2 separate regions of the Homo sapiens genome follow, and region 1 is linked to region 2. A link is a loop called in an ENCODE intact Hi-C map of the cell type or tissue named here. Cell type or tissue: PC-3. All regions are shown on one strand. Links, peaks and the distances in the headings refer to the core of each region. The heading gives the core; the rest is flanking DNA. Region 1 holds the start of KRTAP20-4 (keratin associated protein 20-4). Region 2 has its middle 13 kb from the start of KRTAP21-2.

Region 1 (11,317 bases), core at 2,741-7,740, 110 kb after region 2:
ATAATGTGAAATGAAAATTCCAAACACAACCACAGTCCAAAATATTCAAATGTAGCGTACAAGAAAGCAGCCAAAGACCAATGTACCTAGAATATGGTGATTAGAAATAGGGGTGCTGTTGTGGGGTTTTATTCATTAGGTAAAAACTTAGCATATAGGCTAATATTTTATGATCAGATATGCAAGGCTGCAGTAATTGCAGGTTCATCAAAAGCAAGTTTCATTTAGAAATAACTAATTTTAAGCCTTTGAACTTTTAGTTTCACAGCATGTAAGCAATATTTTTGTCACAATAATACTCTGTCACACACACATGTGCATGCAACAGGTCTAACAAAGTAATGTTAAATAAGTAATATTGTAAATATAGGATTTTTTTTGAAAACTGACACAAAATTTTTTTTCGCATGAAGGATGTTGAACTAAAATGTATGTGGAGCAATAATCGTAATACGGTATGAAGAGAAAACATTTCTTTTATAAAGTAAGTTATTCCAGATGATTATATTCAATTTAAATGATGGATGTAGAATTTAAACTACTATCTCTTCCCAAAGTAGCCTAAGATGAGATAATCAGTATTTTAAAAAGAGAAGAACACAGAATATGGAGTCGGGTAACATAGGGAAAGGAGTCCTGGGGTTTCTCTAGAAGTTTCTTAGTAGAATCCATAGCCTGGCTGGGCACAGTGGCTCATGCCAGCACTTTGGGAGGCCGAGGCAGGCAGATCACGAGGTCAGAAGTTCAAGACTAGCCTGGCCAACATGGTGAAACCCCGTCTCTACTAAAAATATAAAAAATTAGCTGGGCATGGCCCAGCTACTCGGGAGGCTAAGTCAGGAGAACTGCTTGAACTGGGACCTGGGAGGTGGAGGTTGTAGTGAGCCGAGATTGTGCCACTGCACTCCAGCCTGGGCTACAGAGTAAGGCTCCGTCTCTGGGAAAAAAAAAAAAATCCATAGCCCCATAGCCTAATATCTGCCACAGCAAGATGGGAGATAGCAGCCACAGCCATAGCCCAGGGCACCGTGGTAGTTACTATAGTAGCATATGATGTTAGGAGTGGGAGGTTCAGTCAAGGATCAGGGAACCCAGATGCTCAGTCTGAATGTCACTATTTGCCCAGGGCCTTTTATCATAAGCCAATTAAGCTTCTTTTCTTGTAAATTACTCAGCCTCAGGTATTTATTTATAACAACGCAAAAATGCCCTAACAAGAAAATTGGTACTGAGGAGTGGGGCATTGCTATAAAGATATCTGAAAATGTGGATGCATCTTTGAAACTGGATAAGAGGTAGGGGTTGGAAGAATTTGGAGAGCTCAGAAGAAGACACGAAGATAAGGCAAGGTTTGGAACTTCTTAGAGAATCATTAAATGGCTGTGACCAAAATTCTGTTAGTGATATGGACAGTGAAGGCCAGGCTGATGAGATCTCAGATGGAAATGAGGAAATTATTGGCAACTGGAGCAAAGGTCACACGTGTTATGCCTTAGCAAAGAACTTGGCTGCATTCTGTTCATAACCTAGGGATCTGTGGAAGTTTTCACTTGAGAGTAGTGACCTAGGGTATCTGGCAAGAAATTTCTAAGCAACAAGGCATACAAGCTGTGGTCTTGGCTGCTCCTAACAGCCTAAATTCAGATGCAGGAACAAATAAATGACTTAAAGTTGGAATTTATATTTAAACAGGAAGCAGAGCACAAAAGTTTGGAAAAGTTGCAGCCTGGTTATGTGCCAAAGAAAGAAAAGTGTTTTTCTGGAGAGGAATTCAAGCAGGCTGTAGTGCTACCACTTACTAGAGATATTTGCATAATTACAAAGGAGCCAAGTGCTAATAGCCAAGACAATGAGGAAAAGGCCTCAAGAATATTTCAGAGACCTTCACGGCAGCCCCTCCCATCACAGGCCCAGAAGCCTAGCAGGAAAGAACAGTTTCCTGGACCATGCCCGGGGCCCTGCTGCCCCTGTGCAGCCTTAGGACAACACTGTCCACATACCTGCTATTCCGACTGCAGCCTTGGCTCAAAGGGGCTCAGGTATAGCTCAGGCTGCTGCTCTGGATGGTGCAAGCCATAAGCCTTGGTGGCTTCCAATGGTGTTAAGCCTGCTGGTTCACAGAGTGCAAGAGTGGTGGATTCTTGGTAACCTCTGCCTAGATTTCAAAGGATGTATGAAAAAGCCTGGGTGTCCAGGCAGATTCCTGCTACAGCATGGAGCCCCCACAGAGAAACTCTAGTAGGACAGTGTGGAGGGGAAATATGGGATTGGAGGCTTCACACAGAGTCCCCACTGGGGCACTGCCTAGTAGAGCTGTGAAAAGGCCATCTCTCTCCAGATGGTACTCTATGCCTAGAAAAGTTACAAGAACTCTGCAACAACCTATGAGAGCAGCTACCAGGACTGCACCATGCAAAGCCACAGGGGTGGAGTTGTCCAAGGCCTTGGTAGCCCACCCCTTGGACCAGTGTGCCCTGGATGTAGGATATGGAGTCAAAGGAGATTATTTTGGATTTTTAAGATTTAATGACTACCCTGTTGGGTTTCATACTTGCATGAGGCCTGTAGCCCATTTATTTTGACCAATTTCTCCCTTTTGAAATGGGAATGTTTACTCAATGCCTATACCCCCATTGCATCTTGGAAGCAGATAACTTTTTAAAAAACAATTTTACAGGTTCATAGGTGCAAGGGATTTGCCTTGTCTCAGATGAGACTTTGGAGTTTTGAGCAAATACTGGAATGAGTTAAGACTTAAGAGGGTCTGTTGGGAAGACATAATTATATTTTGCAATGTGAGAAGGATATGAGATTTGGGGGAGGCCAGGGATGGAATGATATAGTTTGGCTATGTGGTCCCACCCAAATCTCATATTGAATTGTAATACCCATTGCTGGAGGTGGGCCTTGGTGAGAGGTGTTTGGATCACGGAGGCAGATTCCTTATGGCCTGGTGCTGTCTTTGTGATAGTATGATAGTGAGTGGTCATGAGAGCTGGTCATTTGAAAGTATCTGGCACCTCCCTGCTCTGCATTTGCTCCTGCTTTTGACACATGATATGCCTGCTCCCTCTTCACCTTTTGCCATGATTGGAAGCTTCCTGAGGCAACCCCCAGAAACAGATGCCACAGTGCTTCTTGTGCAGCCTGCAGAACCATGAGACGATGAAACCCCTATTCTTACAAGTAACGCAGTCTTAGATATTTCTTTACAGCAATGCAAGAATGGCCTAATACAGTTCCTAGTGTCTACAGCTGTCCTCGTGCTCTGGTGTGTTGGGAAAGCTGGTCGCTTGCATGCAGTCTTTTGATTCCCACTTAACGCTATAAAAATGGGTCTTGTTCCTGGAACACTTCCTTGCCAAAAGACAAAAAGCCTACAGGGCTGAGCATGGTGTCTCATGCCTGTAATCCCGCACTTTGGGAGGCCGAGGCAGGTGGATCACCTGAGGTCAGAAGTTCAAGATCAGCCTGGCCAACATGGTGAAACCCTGTCTCTACAAAAATACAAAAAAAAAAAAAAATTAGCTTGGCGTGATGGCAGATGCCTGCAATCCCAGCTACTCAGGAGGCTGAGGCAGGGGAATCCCTTGAACCTGGGAGGTGGAGTCTGAAGTGAGCCGAGATTGCACCACTGCGTTCCAGCCTGGGAAAGAGAGAGAGACTCCGTCCAAAAAAAAAAAAAAAAAAAAAAGGCCTATATAATCAGTGCCAGGTTTATCATCTTGTGTAGGGATGCATTACCTGTTTGAAGCTCAGTGTGTGCCTAAGATTGTAAGTCAATGGCTCTCAGGCAAGACGTGCTCCTAGCTTTCAGTATCTCAGACTCCATGGGTGATGGGGAGGGGTCCTTTTACTGTGGCTCCAGAAGGGTGTGCATAGTCTCATTGCCTTGTGTGGCAACCTGGGGACCCGCTAGCTATGAGGGATGGGCACACGCTGTTGGAGCTGATCTCACCTTGTCTCTTCTGATGTGAGTAAAAGCATTGCTCCATCCTGTGCTTGATGCTGTTGTGTTTCCCTTGGCAACTCTGTTACCAAGATGCAGTGGGCAAAAGTGTTTGGACTTTTATTCCTAATGCTGGCATTGGGATGAGCTTTGTTATCCTCCAGGAAGTGGGAGTCCTCCTCTGGTATTGAGAACCTGGCACAGTGTTGTACACACCATGGAGTGAGGTATTTGAATAAAGCAACTGAAAATGGACACGAGGAACACATAATTACATATGTGAGTTTCGAATTCTGTTCAGAAGGCAACTGGATGAAGCAGGTGCCTAATGCAGAGAGCGAACCCCTCTCTCTTTTTTCCTTTTTTTTCAGACACGGTCTCACTCTCTTGCCCAGGTTGGAGTGTAGTGACATGATCTCGGCTCACTGCAACCTCCGCCTCCCAGATTCAAGTGATTCTCCTGCCTTAGCCTCCCGGAGTACCTGGGATTACAGGCGTGGACCACCACGCCCAGCTAACTTTTGTATTTTTAGTAGAGATGGGGTTGCACCATGTTGGCCAGGCTGGTCTCCAACTCCTGACCTCAGGTGATCTGCCTGACTCGGCCTCCCAAAGTGCTGGGATTACAGGCATCAGCCACTGCTTCCAGCCCACAGAACACCTCTCTCTAGTGAAAGAGCTTAGATTCTCTCCAAGAAGAAGCTATCAATCAGATTAGGCTTTAAGATGAACAGCATTTGAAGTACTTCTCACTGACAGGCTGGATAGCAGATGTAAGAAGCAAAAGAGGTGGATTTGAAAAAAACGAATAGAGAAGACACAGTGATGTGTCTAGTTGACTGAAACATAGCTACACAATGATATTCACATGGAATTGCTTGAAGGATAGCATAGCTAAATATGGCTGAAGTAATGCATATATACATCATGTATTAAGCAGTTATTGTATTCCATTTTGAAGAAATGGTTTTGATCTGTTTAACAGAATGATCAAAGAGCGATGCATATAATTTGTTTCTCAGTCTATTCACAGTCATAATATAGACGAGTGAGACACTGGGAATGTCCATATTTCCTCTTATGCAAAAGCTATGCTCTATCCCGAGTACTCCACACAGAGCATACAAACAGACAGCCAATACTCTGGGCAAAATAACTTTACTTGTATATCAAGACTTTTGTGATAGTTCATTCCTACTTCCACATTCTGCTATAAAAAATAAGAAATTCTAGAAAGACATGAAATTTTCAACATGATTCATTGTCATTCATTTATTTATTCAAAATATTTATTAGGCGGCAACTATTCTAGCTGCAGGGCTGTGATCCTTTATCAATGATAGGGTGTGGAATAATGTGTTTTTTTATTATTCATCACTTGAGAATGTGTCAGTTAGGCAAGAGACTTTGAGAAAAATCCACTGTATCAGATAAAACACTGGAGGAGGATATTTTAAATCAGTTGTTGATGTAGTAAAATAGGGCTTCTTAAAATATGGGAAAAAATACATTTCCCACATCATGCCATTAAAAGTTTTAAAAATAATGAATACTTTTCTTTGAACTCTCTGGAGTGCTTGCATCACGTGTATTGATATTTAAGAATATTGTGTGAATCATACATAGGATGTTGAGAAACATTGCTCCTCACTGACGTTTTATGAATTGGAGATTCCTATTCCTTATTAGGTTGGCTTGGAGAAGAAAACTAGAATAATTAAGGCCAGGTGCGGTGGCTCACGCCTGTAATCCCAGCACTTTGGGAGGCCAAGGTAGGTGGATCACCTGAGGTCAGGAGTTCGAAATTAGCCTGGCCAACATGGTGAAACCCAGTCTCTACTAAAAATACAAAAAATTAGCAGGGCCTGGTGGCATTTGCCTGTAATTCCAGCTACTTGGGAGGCTGAGGCAGGAGGATCACTTGAACCCAGGAGATGGAGAATACAGTGAGCTAAGATCGCACAACTGCACTCCAGCCTGGGCAACAAGAGTGAAACTCTGTCTCAAAAAAAAAAAAAAGCTAGAATAATTCAAAAAAGCAGTTTTGTTTTCTTTAAATTAGAAATTGGATGAACAAGGTTAATATATCCCAATGCAAGTGAAAGGTGGACCTGAGATACGTGTTGTCCTCTTTTGCTATAGAACTGAGAGGAGCAGCAAGAAGTGTGGAAAGCAGAAAAGACAATTTCTATCCACCTGAAGGCACAGATCTGAATGAGACAACCTAGCTGTGGGGTTTTAGAAAGATAGCCCTAGCATATGTTAACAGGAAATGGGACTATTATTGTGTCAAATGACATTTTGCTTCCTTATGTATAGGTAATAATGCTGCCTGTAGGTACATTTGAAAGTAGCTTTTATACCCATGTTATTATAATGGACTGATGATTTTATGCTTATCTTTTTTGAAACAGTGTCATCTCAGAATAGCATGAAAGGCAGCGCCCAAAAGCAGTTCCTCACAGTTCTATACAAATTAATGTAGAATAAAGTAGAACCATCCTGAATATGAGAAAACAATCAATTAAAATAGAACTTAAATTTTTTTCATATGAAAGATACTGATTGAAAATATAAAATAAATTTATTGGTAGCACAATATTAAAGATAAAACTTACCTATAATTTTTGACGAATTTTTGGCTCTTTTCATGAATTCAGAAGCATGACAGGTCTGAACTTTGTGTTCTTCAAGTTCACCAGGATGAGCTATCAGAGTTTGTATAGCAAATATAATTACTCACGTGAAAAATTATAGAAACAGAATCAGGAAATCAAGCTGGAGGAGTGCAGTAGACTGAACTGCTCTAGGTGTTCCTCAGTGGAATCCATGGTGTCATTACCTGGCAGAGTAAGATGAGTGGCAGCCATGTCTGCACCTGCCATACTCAGCCACAGCCACAGTCCTTCCCATAGTCACAGCCACAGCCAAGCCGCAGCCCAGGCCACCAGAAAGATGGCTGTAGTAGGACATGGTGTTCAGAAGTGGATGTTTCAGTTGTGGATCAGGGAATTATTTTTCTCAGTTTGAATGTCACCATCTGCAAATGAAATTTTATACATCTTCAATAGTGTATGAGGCCGTTTGGTTTCATATTTCAGAGAAAGCTGCATAATAAAACTTGACGAAATTTATTTCAGTAAGTACAGATATCCTTATAAAAATGTAACTATTTTGTCTGAAACTCAATAATAATGTTACATGCCCTTAATTAGAAGATGCTTCCTGTGTCTTGGTGATCTTCTCACTCTTGTTTGTTATTAAAGTCTAGACTCAGGTTCCTTAAAATGTTAACAATATGCAAGCCCTCTGATCCAGATTTTTTTCTTTACTTCTAATGATTTCTACTGGTGAGTCAAATATGCAAACAGAAACTGGAAGTATATTTATTTGAGTGAGGAAGTGATACAAGTGGAAAGTTATCTGAAGTAAAATATCTTGTAAATTACACAATTTCTTTCCTTGGGGTAAATAACTTTTCATCCCAAATAATATTTTATATTGATTATTAACAGTGAACTGACCACATTTACAATAAAATGCTAATATAAAGTCACATATGTTTTTTTTTATCTTGAGAGTCTTATTTATTTGTTAGCATGATTTTGCTTCTATGTCAGATCACTGTAAACATTTATTTAGAAATCGAAGTATTGGTGTGAGATCTCCCACATCTCACCTCTCGGGTTCCCGTATTTTCACATTTGTTTTGATGTTCTCTTTGGACTTCTCCAGGAAAGCGTTTTTGAGACAGTGGAAAATAAATATATGAAATAGGGTAGTGGATCCATATAGCAGTCACCTGGGGGAATAAGGAGTATTTGTTGTAAACAAGTAAGGACACACATCTGAGGACTAAGATAAGTACTTAGTACATACATCTAAGTAAACACACATCTAAGTGCTAAGCTTGACCTAGAGGACTTCCTGTTCCAACTTTTAGCTTAAATATTTACATTTAATAATTTGGTGCTTTTTCTGACAAACTTAAAACCAATAGATGTTGTTATTTAAAAAAAATAAAACATACAGTGGATCTCTTATTGCCTAAACAAGATCACATACTAATCTGCAGTAACAAGCAAGTGGACATACATAAATATATATGTACATTTTAAAAGGTGCTTATATATTAAAAAGAATTTTATTATGATGTTTTGATATAACTGACCTGAGATGTTCATTATAGTACTATGCTGGTTACCAATATTGTTTGCCAAACTTGATGGACTCTAGTGGTAATAAAGATGAATAGTTGCTTTGTTTTCACTATTCTCCCCTTCTTTGAATATAATAGTTCTTTTTTTATGCTGGGCATGATCAACTTAGGAAAAAAATCCTCTAAATTTCCCAAGCTTCTTTGAAACCCACTCTAGTCATGTGATGAAGTTCTGAACAATGCATAAAATTTAAGGTATAATATGACGGCTTTCTGGATCCTTCCTTAAGATTCAAGTTGCATGGAGTCTATCATCTTCTTTGTATATTTCTTGGTCCTCTTCCCTAGGACACAAATGCCACCATCTTTGACTATGAAGATGAAGGTTACATCTTATGAATGATGAAGCAATGATTTAGAATGAGTCTGGGTCACTGAGGACTAGAAACCAGCTAGAGATGACTTAAATCCAGACTTTGATTATGTGAAAGAGAAATACATTCTTAAAATGTACACTATTTCTATCACTTGCAATAAATTCTACTCCTATCTAATACAACAATATAGAAAAAGGAATGAGAAAATTCTGCTAGGAACCAAATTTTAGACAGTGTTTCCACTTAAAAATTAAATATATCCCTGGGAACGATGGCAGCAAATATAAGAAAAGAAAAGCCATGGGCTATATTATTCTCTTTTAAAAGAATCTCGTTTATGCTATACAGATTAATTGCCCCTAGAAAGTGAATTTTAAGTAGGGTTAGTCACTTGAGTTCTTATATTTGAGATATTGAAGACTTTGTCACTTTTCTTTTAAAATTCTTGTTGGAATATGTATCTATTATTTGAACCATACTTTTTAAAACCAACACACAGAGAGTCAAAGAGCATAGTGTTATTTCCTAATTAAATAACTCCCATATTTGAGGATTTAAACCAAAATATTTCAGGCATGCTTCTGTCTCAAGTAACGTACCACCAAGAAATAATGGTGGATAGGATTAGTTTGTTTGGAGTAATGATTTTAAAACTCTTCGATCATAAAAGAACTTACTGAGGATCTTGAAAAGCCATTCTTTATGTGTTATATTTACTGATATTCATCTTTTTAAAATTAAAATTGATGATTTTAAAATATGAGTTAATCAATTTCAAAATAACAGTCATAATTTCATATTTTTAGAAACATAATTTTTTTAGAGCAAAAACTTCTTAGGAATAGTGGAATGTTTTACATGTTTGGTCAATCTCTTTAATGTCTCGCTTAATGGAAGACAGTTTCTCATATCTGATTTAGCTTTTAGTCTGTTGTGATAACATGCATATATCTGGAAAATTCCACCGTTCATTCATGAATGTATGGCAGTAAAAATGAAAAATGTATTATGAAAATAATTTTGCCCTTATCGAGACCTCAAAAGGGTCTTTGGTTCCCACATGCGTCCCTAGACCACACCTTGAGAAAATTTGGTCGAGAGCAGAGATCTTCAAACTTGTGAGATGAGAAAACCATACTGTAAATATTTTGAACCTGCATTCCCAATTTCAATTCAACCATTTATTTATAAATTTTATACATGTGTTATTGCTAATAATCATTAGCAATAACACATATACAATATGTATAATAGTAAATATATTATTTTAGGTATGTTTTGATATTTTAGAAAATTTTAAGAACTGGCAATGCATAGATTTGGAGTTCTGTTTCTAGATTCATTTTATTCTAATTACTGGAAAAGATATATTGTTTGCTGTATTCATTAAATCATGATACAAACTTTTAATCCCATTATCTAGTTGTATAACTTGTTTTTTAAATTTCCCTAATATAGTTTCCTTAATGTCAATAGTTTATTTTTACAGATTAATTGAGAAGTTTGATTTTCATACCATGTGGTAAAAATTCACTAAAACTCTTCCGTTTGGAAAAAATGTAAAACCCAATTAGAATATTCTAATAGTACACAAATACCAGTTTTATAAAGTATACAACTAGATAAAATTTAGTAATATTACAACAGAAATAATCTTGAATATTCATGAAAAGATGCTCTCTCCCAATATAGCAGCATGCCTAGAATACTTTAGGAGCTGTTGCATGAATGCAATGAAATATGAAATGAACTTCATTATCAAAATCGCCTATCATAAAGAGATTTCCTATAAAGACATCCAGGTTCCCAGACATGGCACAGCACTTCCTGTATACAGGATCTATATCAACAACATCAGGCAACTGAGAGGCTTCATAGTGATGAAGCTACCAGAAGGCAGACAACTTGGAAAACTCATGGAAGCCACAACTTAAAATGTGTATGTGTTTCTATGTGCTCTGGAGAAACAAGGACAGTCAGCAGCATGCAGCCACCAGCCTTAGGTGTGTAGCTTGTCAAGCTCAAGTAGAAATTATTTGAAGAGAAAGCAATCAACTGTGTCCCTACAGAAGCTCAGTTTTAAATAGTGTGAGAAATATACAGAAGGACAAAAAATAGGAAAATGAAATAAGATGTAGTGTCAACCCCTTGGGATAGTAATTATCCACAGGTTTCCATCTTACCATCATCCACATGCAAAGTTGACAATGAAAATAATAAACATGAAAACACACTATATTTGCAAACAGACTAAATTTATTTAAAGGACTTAAGAATCAAAGAATTGCATTTTAAAACCTATTCTTTATCATCTTGCACAACAGAACCAGAGAAAGACAGCATCTGTAGTTCTTTGATAATAGCCTAGTTTAGGTTTCTGCTGTTTTGAAGACACAGGATCAGATGAACAAGAGCAGCATGAGAATCCAGGTTTCACAAGCAGACAAATCTGGTGAGCTCTAGAATTGTTCAGTAGAAACCATATGACCAATATCTTCCATAGCAAGATGGGCAGTAGTAGCCATTTCCATAGCCTCCATAGCCACCATAACCACATCCATAGCCACGATAACCACAGCCATAGCCACAGCCAAGCCCACCATACCCATAGCCACCATAATAGTTGCTGTAGTAAATCATGGTGTCAGAAATGGATGGTTCAGGTGTAGAAGAGGATGTTCTTGAATTTGAACATCTCCATCTTCACAGGTCTTTTATACTTCCTCAGTAGTAGGTGTGGCAAATCACAGGCAATGTTGCTCTTATTATGAATTATTTTGGGTTGACCGCTAACACCGCCAAGGCAACACTCTCATAAATCTCTTATTTCAT
Region 2 (11,317 bases), core at 3,757-8,756:
GAACATGTCCTCCATGGGCTTCTATGAGAATCAATCCAAAATGTAAATTGCTGAGACAAATGATGTGTTTATATTTTATTTTAGTAAGTACCATCAGGTTAGTCTCCAGGATGTCTGCATCAGTCCAAACTGCCAAATTGCAGCTTATATGTCCTCAAACATGTGCCAATATTGTTTTATATCACCTTTTAATGTTTTTTTGAGAAGTAAAAAGTTATCTTGCTGTTTTAATTTGCATATCTCTGATTACTAACGGGTTTGAACATTTTCATTTCTTCCAGTATGTGTTAACCTTTGTGGTTTCTCTTCCATATCCTTTGCCCATTTTTCCATTGAGATTTCTGTCTTTTTCTTACTGATTTGTAGGACTTCATTGTATATTCTTGATAAATTTCCTTGTCATTTTTAGACACTGCAAATATCGCCAAAACTATCATTTATTTTTGCTCATATCGTGCATAATTGAACAAACATTTTAAATCTATGATTTGTTATTTTTTGAGAAGATCTACCTTATTTTTATGTCAAAGATATGCTACATTTTCTTTTATTATTTTTAAAGTTTTACACTTCACACTCAGATCATTAGTCCAGCTGGAGCCTACCTTTATATGCGGTGCTCCAGTTTCCCTTTTCACTGAATTAAGCCAGCTTCTTTAACACCACCTACTAAACCCTTTGTCATTGGTTGGTGTTGCCACCTCTATTCTCCGTTATTGCTTGTAAATGAGTTTATCTCTGTACTCTGTTTCATGCTTGTTTTATGTTTAAGTTGTTTGGCATTTTTCAAAGACTTCTTGTGTGTATGTGTGAGACAGAAAATTAGGTTTATTCTGCTTTGTGTTTCCACTGAAGACCACAAGATTCAATGGGTAGAATTTAAAGACAAATAAATTTTACAAGATAAATTGTTTTTTCTGCAAAATATCATGTTTATGAAAAAAATGCAAGGATTAGCCAGGCATGATGGTGCACACCTGTAGTCCCAGCTATTCAGGAGGCTGAGGTGGGTGGGTCACTTGAGCTTGGGAGGTTGAGGTTGCAGTGAGCCATGATCGCACGACTGCACGCCAGCCTGGGCAACAGAGTGAGATCCTGTCTCAAAAAAAAAAAAAAAAAAAAAAAGCAAAAAACAAAGAAACTTGTTCTTAAAGGCTAGAATAGTGTGAAATTGGAATAGGCTGTCTTGTAAACATTTCTATCCTGAAGTTGTTGAAGAATTTGCATCTTCAGTTAGAAAAGTCTGAGTAAATATGTGCATTCAAAACTTGGGCTTAATTAATTCATTCACATTATTCACTTCTACTTTGTAATTTAGTGATTCTATAATAAAAATAATTGAAGGTTGGGTCAGGGCAACATGAATAAGAATAATGTGACCCAAAAAGAAAAAATTATGCTCGATTCTATTGCAGAGTTAGGAAGGAGTATATCACGTTCAAAGTGAGCTTTGAAGCATCTACCTACTGTTAGAGTCAGTATTTCTGGATTTCTGGGATCTGTACAGAAAATGCAACTCAAAGCAGGGAAAAGAGGAACAAGATTAGTAAAGCCATTGCAGAGGAACTCATAAATGTGTTCATGGATTAATGCTATAATGAATATGGTCTGTTTCAGTTCTTGAAGGGATATAGCAACCTACTCACACTAGGATGCAGAGAGATTAGGAGATATAATATGGTAATAGTTCAGTTGCCCTGGGAAACAGTCATCTCATTCTGGTAACTCTTCAAGGACAGTTGAGGTGATGATCATTTGCCAGGATTATGTCCTCAATGGCATATTTCTTTGCTACTTATTTCTTTTCTTACTTTGGTTTAGTAACACAATTGCTCCCTAAAACTCAGTTTTCTTACATATAACATGGGATAAAATATCTTCTCAAAGTTTTTGGGAGGTTCACATTTCATAGTATTTCCAAAGGCAATTTGCATAATGTGAATTTTTGTAAGATCTCTTCATTATAATGAATTTCTTTGCTCTATGGGAGGCTGCAAAGGGAAAGCAGTAATCAGGGTTTTAAGAGACTAATTAATACATTTATGCACAGGGCTCTCTAAGACATATTCCCTGTAATTAGTGATAGATGTTCTATAATTAACGTTTATATTTTCTTAAATCTCCAGATGTAACATCTAAAATTATGAATATAAGCAAAATAGTCATACTCTCCAACATGATCTCTTTTCCTACGATACTAATCTTTTCAGTGATATCAAAATTTGAAATAAGGATCTGAATTGTTTTCCATTTAAAATAATAAAATGTTTTCCAACCAAATGTTTTCAAGTAGCAGATACACACTTTCCATAATTGTGGAATTGAATATATGTTATGATTACAGGTCCAGTGAATTGATGCAGTGGTCTCAGCAATAATTTATCGTATAAAATGCTTTCATCACATTGCAGTTAGTTTAACATTAAGATATTTTTCTCAGGATTTGTATTTGTTTTCTTCATTAACGTTCAATTAATAGAAATTGAACAAATGATTGGGGTACATATTATCACACACATTTTTAGTTGATGCTCAATTAGTTGAAGAACGTTTCTTATGTTTGTTCAGTTTATAAATGGTGGAGCCAGGATTCTGACACAGGTCTCTCTAATTTCAAAAGATTTTCCACTTTATAAACATTTGCAGGCTGGGAGTGGTGGCTCACACCTGTAATCCCAGCACTTTGGGAGGCAAAGGCAGGTGGATCACCTGATATCAGGAGTTCGAGACCAGCCTGACCAACATGATGAAACCCTGTCTCTACTGAAAATACAAAAATTAGCCAGGCATGGTGGCGGGTGCCTGTAATCCCAGCTGCCTGAGAGGCTGAGGTGGAAGATTGCTTGAACCTGGGAGGTGGAGGTTGCAGTGAGCCAACATGGCGCCATTGCACTCCAGCCTGGGCAACAAAAGCGAAACTCCGTTCCTACCCCCGCCAAAAAAAATCGTAAATTAGTCTGAGAGTGAGAAATGTAATGTAGTTTTTAAAGATGCAAAGACTAGTGGCTATCAGAAACTTGATTACAGACAAGCTATAGAAAGTTGCCTGGGATCCATAGTGAGAAGCTGGGATAGCACTTCAGTCACTATATTTCGTAGGGGAAGTAACCATACTTAATGGGACTAAAAAGAACCTAAAAAGTTTTATAGTAATGAAAAATGCTATGAAAAATCATAACATATTTAAGTTTAGTTTTGAATTAAAATTTTCTATAAAGACATTAAATCCTGAAAGTAGAACAACCAATTTAGGAAAACTAATTTTTGCAATCTTGGCATGAGGCAAGGGAAATGAATTTTCATTGGGAAATAATTGTAACTAAAATGAAAGAAGGGCTCCAAAATAGAAAAAAACAAAAAACAAAACAGTATTCCTTAAATATTTGCAATATTCTAATTGTGGCAAATGCTGACAAGCAAGGATTTGAAAATAAGTCTGAAAATTACTACTTGGGATATTCTGAAGACAGGAGAAGCAGTACCAGTAATCAGAATGTTAAATTTACTGTAAGATCAAGAGATATAAAATGCGACTGGGATGTAAATCAATGCAATTAGACATTGCAACACTATTACAAATTTATCATGAAAATTTGTCATTGAGGACATGTTTTGAGATGAGTAGATTTCTACTGCAGAAATGCACACATTTTTCTAAGATTAATATTATGTGGCAAACAAAACACAGATATCCTTGATTAAAGTGAAAATCTTCATAACAACAATAGCTGTTTTCTGAAAATTGATATGTGCCATCCTTTTTCAAAATTCTGAAGATTGTAAGTGACATGTAAGCTTCAAATATTGGCTCAGATTGCATATTTAGGTGAGAAAAAGTCTTTGATAGAGTTAAATAATTCTTACCTTGAAATATTTGAAATAAAATACAATAGAAGAAAATTGTTTAAATATAATAAAGGATTTTAACCAAATAGCAAAAGCAGCATGTTTTTATCTACTTCAGCCAAATAATAAAGCAATTTTAGTTATTATTAAGAAGCAGACAGGGTTAGCAGCTGCCAACATCATTATCAAGTGCAAAGAGAGAAGAAAATAAAATAATAGGCAAAAACATTGGAAAAAAGAAATGATCTTTTTGATTATATCTTTGTGTGCAAAGAAAACTCAAGCTATTAAAGTAAAACAAATATAGCAAAATTAATCAGAAAATTTGTAAGATGTATGAACACCAGAAAAATAAGTTTAAAAAGATTTTCTGCTTACCTACATTTAGAAATGGAGATGATTCTGATAATGTGCTATAACTATACAATGCTCAGGAAAAGCTAGAAAGAAAGTTTCAAAGACTTATTCAATTTGCACAATACTATAATAGAATATCTTATGAAAGAAAATAAAAAGCTGAAGAAATGGAAATGCAGATGTAATCTTGACCGGAAAGATCTATCATAAAATTTAAATCTTCTAAATTGATACGTAAATTAAGACATCTACTGGATTCTTTATTCAATAAAATTATTCAAAATGTGCATAAAATACATTATCAGGACTCAAGGGAAAATTTTCTCTCATGAGAAATGAGAATATTGTTTTGGTTTAAGAATAGAAAAATAAAAAGGAATATAAACAAGAATTTAGAAACACATCTGAGTACTTTTGAGAATATAACATAAGGTAAACTTCATAGTACAACATGGTGAAAAAAAATTATTTGAGAAATAGTGCCAATACAACTGACCGTCCATCTAGAAAACAATAAAAGTGGATCTTCAGTTAAACTATCTGTAAAAAGTATTGCAGAAATATTAACAGTTTAAGTATAAAAAGTGAAGTGAAAAAACAAACAAAGCAAAATGAAAATTAAAAAAGCCCTCTGCAAAAAAGAAAAACCAAGGGAGTACACATACACATCCACACACAACACAGTCACAAATGCACACACATTATACACACACACGTCCATATACACACACACAATGGAGACCTCTATCATGAACAGAAACCCAGAGACGAATGGGGATAATACAGGAATATTAATGTCTTAATATATAGAAAGTTATATAACTCAATAGAAAAATAGGCAGATGATTATAAGTAGACATTCTATGTAAGAGAAGTACAATAGTCCAAACATATTAAGATATTCAAATCCACTCGTAGTTAGGAAAATTCAAAATAAAAAAATCCATACTATTTTAATTTTATTTATCATCAGACAGGTAACAGTTTTTACGGTTGTTGCTGGCAGAGAGGTGTGGAAACCAACCAGCGTGCTTGTGCAGTGCTGGTGAAAGTGATGCCTCTGGCTCCTGTTGAGTCTGTGGGGTAGGAGTCTTCTCTTGACGTCCATACAGTTCTAGTTGCTCTGGCTATAGACTATCTAGTGACCTAAGGTGCCAGTTATTTTTATCCCAGATTGTGAATTCCAACACATTCTGTATATTTGACTTCATCTTCTTATATATAGTTTCCTTCTTTGTCCTTGCATGTAAATACTCTTCCTCTCCATACAAGTTTGAGAGTCACTTTCAAACATTTTATTGTTAAGTACTTGCAAATCAATGAAAAGATTTCAGTTTTTAGAATTTATACCTTATTTTTGGAAGACATAAAAACTCAGACACTCAGAAAAAAAACCACTTGTATTTGTTGATTCTGCATTGTTGTGATCATAATATTCTAAGAATAGGAGCTTAGAATGAGATTTCTAATAAAGTTTCCTTTGTGATAGGAAGTCTGCTTTTTGTATATCTTAGAACATTTATTGGTTGTAATCCAATGAATGATTACCTTTTATAACATAATCATTTATTGGTTGTAAGCCAATAATAGGTTACCTTTTATAAGCGAATCAACTACAGTATTGCTTATTTGGTTTTAGGTAAAATTAAGCATCTATTCACAAACATTTCAAAATTTCTGGTTAGTTCTTGACACTTCAAAGTGGACACACATCTGCATCCACAGCAGGTTTTACAGCAGGAGACACAGTGTGTTTTGCTATTTGTTGTGCTTTGATTTTTATATTGGCAGCTTTTGTGATAAGAAATAATGGCTTATAGACACCTTTAGTATGGTGATGAAGAGAGACTGCAGTAGCAATAACATGATTTGAAATATTCGCCCTCAGAAGCCTAGCGAATTGCCTCAAGCAAATATTTCTAAATCTAAGGTCTTTTACAAGTTTCCTGGGTTTTACCATTGATTTTTAAATTCCATTTAGTACAAATTGCATAATTAGTAACAATTTTACCTAAGCCAATCAGCCTTTTCCACAAATATATAGATATCTGTATTTTTGTGAAGTAAGTCATTTATTTTTAAAATATCTTTGGCATAGTTGGAGCTATTTCAAAGCACCGAAGGAAAGGAAAAGGAAAAAATTCAGAATAAGATGGTGGTGAAATTGCAGGTTTTAATCCAGATATGGAGATGGAATGGATTCGGGTATTTCCCAGATTAACAAAAAAGACTTAATGAAAGATAGTAACCTTGAATGAACTTTCCCAAAAAGAATAAAAAACACACCACAGCATGGGACTGTTGTAAATGTTTTGCAACAACAAAGAAGATTAATATATTACTAAAAACATACACAGAACAATATTTCTGAAAATGATTTACACTAGGAACCAGAAGAAAAATTTAGAATGTATTGCTTAATACCAAAAAAAAATTAAGAAGATCAACTCAATACCAAATTAAATAAGTCACTATATTGAGATAAGAAAAGGTATTGGTAGAATTAGAAAATAAAGTGAGGGAAGAAATAATATCAGAAAAGATTTTAAAGTGAAGAAAGAAAGAAAATAATATGAATAAAAATGTATCAGTGATAGAGGATAGACATGAAAAATATAATATTGAATCCAACAAATAGTCATGGTGAACAAAGTGACCAGAAGGTGGTAGCATCCAATTAGATGTTGTCCAGAAGATGACGGCACTCCAAAACAAGCATAACAGGTATCTTCAATGAAAACAATTGAAAAAAAAAAGAAACAAAAACATTAAATGGTACAGTAGGTGAAAATTTTATTAAATTGAAAAAATTAAATCTACTGATAACAAGAGTTGTCAATGTTCATCAAGATAAATGAAAAGCAGAAACAACAAAACATAACTTACCAGGATTATTGAACTTCATGAATAAACCGAAACCTACATGGGACTAGGGAGAGCCATCTAAAGAGAACAGTAACAATTCTGTCCTTTTCTTCCATAGCTAGGAAATCAGAAGGAAATAGAATATCAACTACAATATCTTGAGGAAAAGAGTTGCTACATCAAGAATTTTAACCTTACCCCAATATTGTTCATAGATTGAGATAACATTAAATTATTTTCAAATATGCAAACCTCCAGGAAGGATTACTAATGTAACTTGGAAAATGGAAAAACAAAGCAAGGTAAAACAATTAAAAAAACCCCAAAACTACTTGAAGATATACACTACTCAACTGAAGGTTGAATAGGAACAAATAATTGATAAATAGGAGAGTTTTGGTTCCAAGGGGTAATGTTAAGTATTAAAACCATTTAAACATACAGTTTAGTATAGATAATTAACATATGTCTAAAACCTAAAGAAATAAATTAAGTGCTAAGAGTAAAAATAATTAGAAAACTAGGAAAATGTTCAGTGAATATAACAATAAAAATAAAGGTAATTTGGGGATGTCGGAAATAGAAGAAACCCAGACTATAAAACAAAATAGAGAAAATAAAGGACACAAAAAGGAAGGATGTAAAACAAAATGTTATATTAAGAGACAGAAGTAAGATACAAATATACATGACAAATTTAGCTTTTCAAATAAATACATAAATTGAGTAAATACAAAAGCAAACTACAAATACTATTACATAATTTCTATGAGACTCACATGTAAAAATAAATCAGAAGTTAAAAATTAAATGTGAAGATTAGTTATCAAATGGAACAAATATAAAAATGTTTGCAAATTTAATATGAAACTTTAAATAAATGTAACATGTTTAAACAATTACAAAGGAGGCTTATATTTTACTGAAATGTAACTCAACAAGTGACATAGTATTGAAATCTATAAAGTCAAAACCAAAGTAAATGTTGTATCTAGAGATATTGGCAGAAAATCAGTACTAGTGTGAAACTAATTGCCTCCTTTAGTCCTTAAAAGATTACATTGAACACAGATAAATGAATGGGAAATTAAAAAGATTTCAAAACTATGTAATAAACTCCATGCACTACAGAAAATCACCTTCTTTTAAGCACTTGTAAGGTTTTTTTTTTTAATTGAACATCAATATATTCCAAAAGATAGAATTAGTGTAGGTTATAGACACTGGGAACAATATTAGAAAGCTAGAAATAAATAACAGAAGAAAAATAGTGTTAAAAAATGTGAGAATAAACAATTTTGTAGTCAAAGAAGAAAATAAATTAAAATTTAATAAGCAAGGAGACTGCATATAAAAACCTCTGGTATATTGCCAAAGCTGTATTTACAGGAAAGTTATAGAATTAAGCGCCTTTATTACATTCTTATTATATAAATGTAAAAATGGAACAAAAAGCTACTGAATTTGAAAATTTATATAAAGAAAAAATAGACAAAAAAAGCAGGAGAAAATAATTTTAGCTAAAATTAATGAATAGAAAACTGAAAAGCAGTATAAAGTATAATAAATCCAAGAGCTTTTTGTACCTTGGTGATAAATATCTAAGTGGTTTTTCAAAGAAGGAAAAAAACAGGCAAGCACACAAATTAGGGATAAATAAGAAGACAAAGCCAGCTGACACAGAAGTCAAAGCTATTGGGTAATACTTTCTATTGATTTATGTTAAAAATGTTAAAATCTAGAAAAATGTATTTTCTCCAGGAAGACCTAAATTGCTGAATGTTGCTAAAATAGATAGGAAATATATGTAGTTTAGTATCTATGAAATTCTTGAGGAAATTGTTCTACACCTACCCCTAAAAGCTATCCAGATAGCTTCAAAGACTTCAAGGAAGAGACAATTCTGAAGAGTTTGAGTAATCTATAGATCACAGGAAAAGGTAGGAAAGCTTCCAAACTTGTGAAACTGAGCACATAAATAATACTTTCATTTTGATTATATAGGCAAAAAGGTAAAATGTTATAGAAAACAGTTGTATTTTACATATAGTTACAATTATATTTCAAAAGACCCTTCACTAAGTAGTGCTCATTCTAAAACTGCTGGGAGAGTGCATATTGTGAATTCACATGATTAGTTTAAAGAAGATGAAAAGTATTCATTCATGTTGCAAAGACTTTTTTAATTGATGAACTGTTAATCCATTTTGGATGTTAGTTAAAACTAATTTTTTTTATACTTTAATTTCTGGGATACATGTGCAGAACGTGAATGTTTGTTGCATAGGTATACATGTGCCATGGTTGTTAGCTGCACCCATCAACCTATCATGTACAATAGGTATTTCTCCTAATGCTATTCCTCCCCTAGTCCCCAAGCCCCGACAGGCCCTGGTATGTGACGTTCCCCTCCCTGCGTCCATGTGTTCTCATTGTTCAGCTCCCACTTGTGAGTCAGAACATGTGGTGTGTTTTTCTGTCCTGTGTTAGTTTGCTGAGAATGATGGTTTCCAGCTTCATCCATGTTCCTGCAAAGGACATGAACTCATTCTTTTTTATGGCTGCATAGTATTCCATGGTGTATATGTGACACATTTTCTTTATCCAGTCTATCATTGATGGGCATTTGAGTTGGTTTCAAGTCTTTGCTATTGTGAATAGTGCTGTAATACACATACTTGCGCATGTGTCTTTATAGTAGAATGATTTATAATCCTTTGGGTATATACCCAGTAATGGGATTGCTGGATCAAATGGTATTTCTAGTTCTAGATCCTTGAGGAATTGCCACACTATCTTCCACAATGGTTGAACTAATTTACACTCCCACCAACGGTGTAAAAGCGTTCCTATTTCCCCACATTCTCTCCAGCATCTGTTGTTTCCTGATTTTTTAATGATTGCCGTTCTAACTGGCATGAGGTGGTATCTCACTGTGGTTTTGATTTGCATTTCTCTAATGACCAGTGATGATGAGCTATTTTTCATATGTTTGTTGGCAGCATAAATGTCTTCTTTTGAAAAGTGTCTTTTTATATCCTTCACCCACTTTTTGATGTTTTTTTTTTCTTGTAAATTTGTTTAAGCTCCTTGTATATTCTGGATATTAGCTCTTTGTCAGATGGGTAGATTGAAAAAACTTTCTCCCATTCTGTAGGATGCCTGTTAACTCTGATGACAGTTTCTTTTGCTATGCAGAAGTTCTTTAATTTAATTAGATCCCATTTGTCAATTTTGGCTTTTGTCGCCATTGCTTTTGATGTTTTAGTCATGAAGTCTTTGCCCATGCCTGTGTCCTGAATGGTATGGCCTAGATTTTTTTCTAGGGTTTTTATGGTTTTAGGTCTTATGTTTAAGTCTTTAATCCGTCTTGAGTTAATTTTTGTGTAAGGTGTAAGGAAGGGGTCCAGTTTCAGTTTTCTGCATATGGCTAGCCTGTTTTCCTAACACCATTAATTAAATAGGGAATCCTTTCCCCGTTGCTTGTTTTTGTCAGGTTTGTCAAAGATCAGATGGTTGTAAACGTGTGGCATCATTTCTGAGGCCTCTGTTCTGTTCCATTGGTCTATGTATCTGTTTTGGTACCAGTACCATGCTGTGTTGTTTACTGTAGCCTTGTGGTGTACTTTGAAGTCACGTAGTGTGATGCCTCCATCTTTGTTCTTTTTGCTGAGGATTGTCCTGGCTATATACTCTCTTTTTTGGTTCCATATGAAATTTAAAGTAGTTTTTTCTAATTCTGTGAAGAAAGTCAATGGTAGCTTGATGGGGGTAGCATTGAATCTATAAATTACTTTGGGCAGTATGGCCATTTTCACGATACTGATTCTTCCTATCCATGAGCCTGGAAGGTTTTTCCGTTTGTTTGTGTCCTCTCTGATTTCCTTGAGCAGTGGTTTGTAGTTCTGTTTGAAGAGGTCCTTCACATCCCTTTTAAGTTGTATTCCTAGGTATTTTATTCTCTTTGTAGCAATTGTGAATGGGAGTTTACTATGATTTGGCTCTCTGTCTATTATTGGTGTATAGAAATGCTTGTGATTTTTGCACATTGATTTTTGTATCCTGAGACTTTGCTGAAGTTCCTTATCACTTTAAAGAGTTTTTGGGCTGAGACGATGCAGTTTTCCAAATGTACAATCACGTCATCTCCAGACAGACACAATTTGACTTCTTCTCTTCCTATTTGGATACTCTTTATTTTTTTCTCTTGCCTGATTGCCCCGGGCAGAACTTCCAACACTATGTTGAA

Evidence for each region. A loop is a pair of places that touch in the nucleus more often than their neighbours do. Peaks named below come from ENCODE experiments on the same cell type or tissue, not always from the same donor. Only the 100,000 strongest peaks of a DNase experiment are listed, where the experiment ranks them.
Region 1: it touches region 2 in a loop (5-fold over the local background); 1 of 110 quality-filtered maps calls a loop at or near these places.

What each region holds. Positions count from the first base shown.
Region 1 is chr21:30,616,263-30,627,579 of GRCh38, reverse strand. KRTAP20-4 (keratin associated protein 20-4) reads right to left here and starts at 6,953. Exons shown (of 1, transcript NM_001350977.1): 1 at 6,730-6,953. The coding sequence starts at 6,922. The coding sequence ends at 6,788. It overlaps KRTAP20-1 (keratin associated protein 20-1), which reads right to left and starts at 11,155. Exons shown (of 1, transcript NM_181615.2): 1 at 10,881-11,155. The coding sequence starts at 11,125. The coding sequence ends at 10,955. In PC-3, for the core only: no CTCF peak of the experiment used is centred there; DNase peaks (open chromatin) are centred at 5,319, 5,569 and 7,299; H3K4me3 peaks cover 944 bases; H3K27ac peaks cover 3,490 bases.
Region 2 is chr21:30,728,786-30,740,102 of GRCh38, reverse strand. No RefSeq gene overlaps it. Among named protein-coding and RNA genes, the nearest start is that of KRTAP21-2, 13 kb to the left of the region's middle. In PC-3, for the core only: a CTCF peak has its summit at 6,861 (motif pointing right); a DNase peak (open chromatin) is centred at 6,882.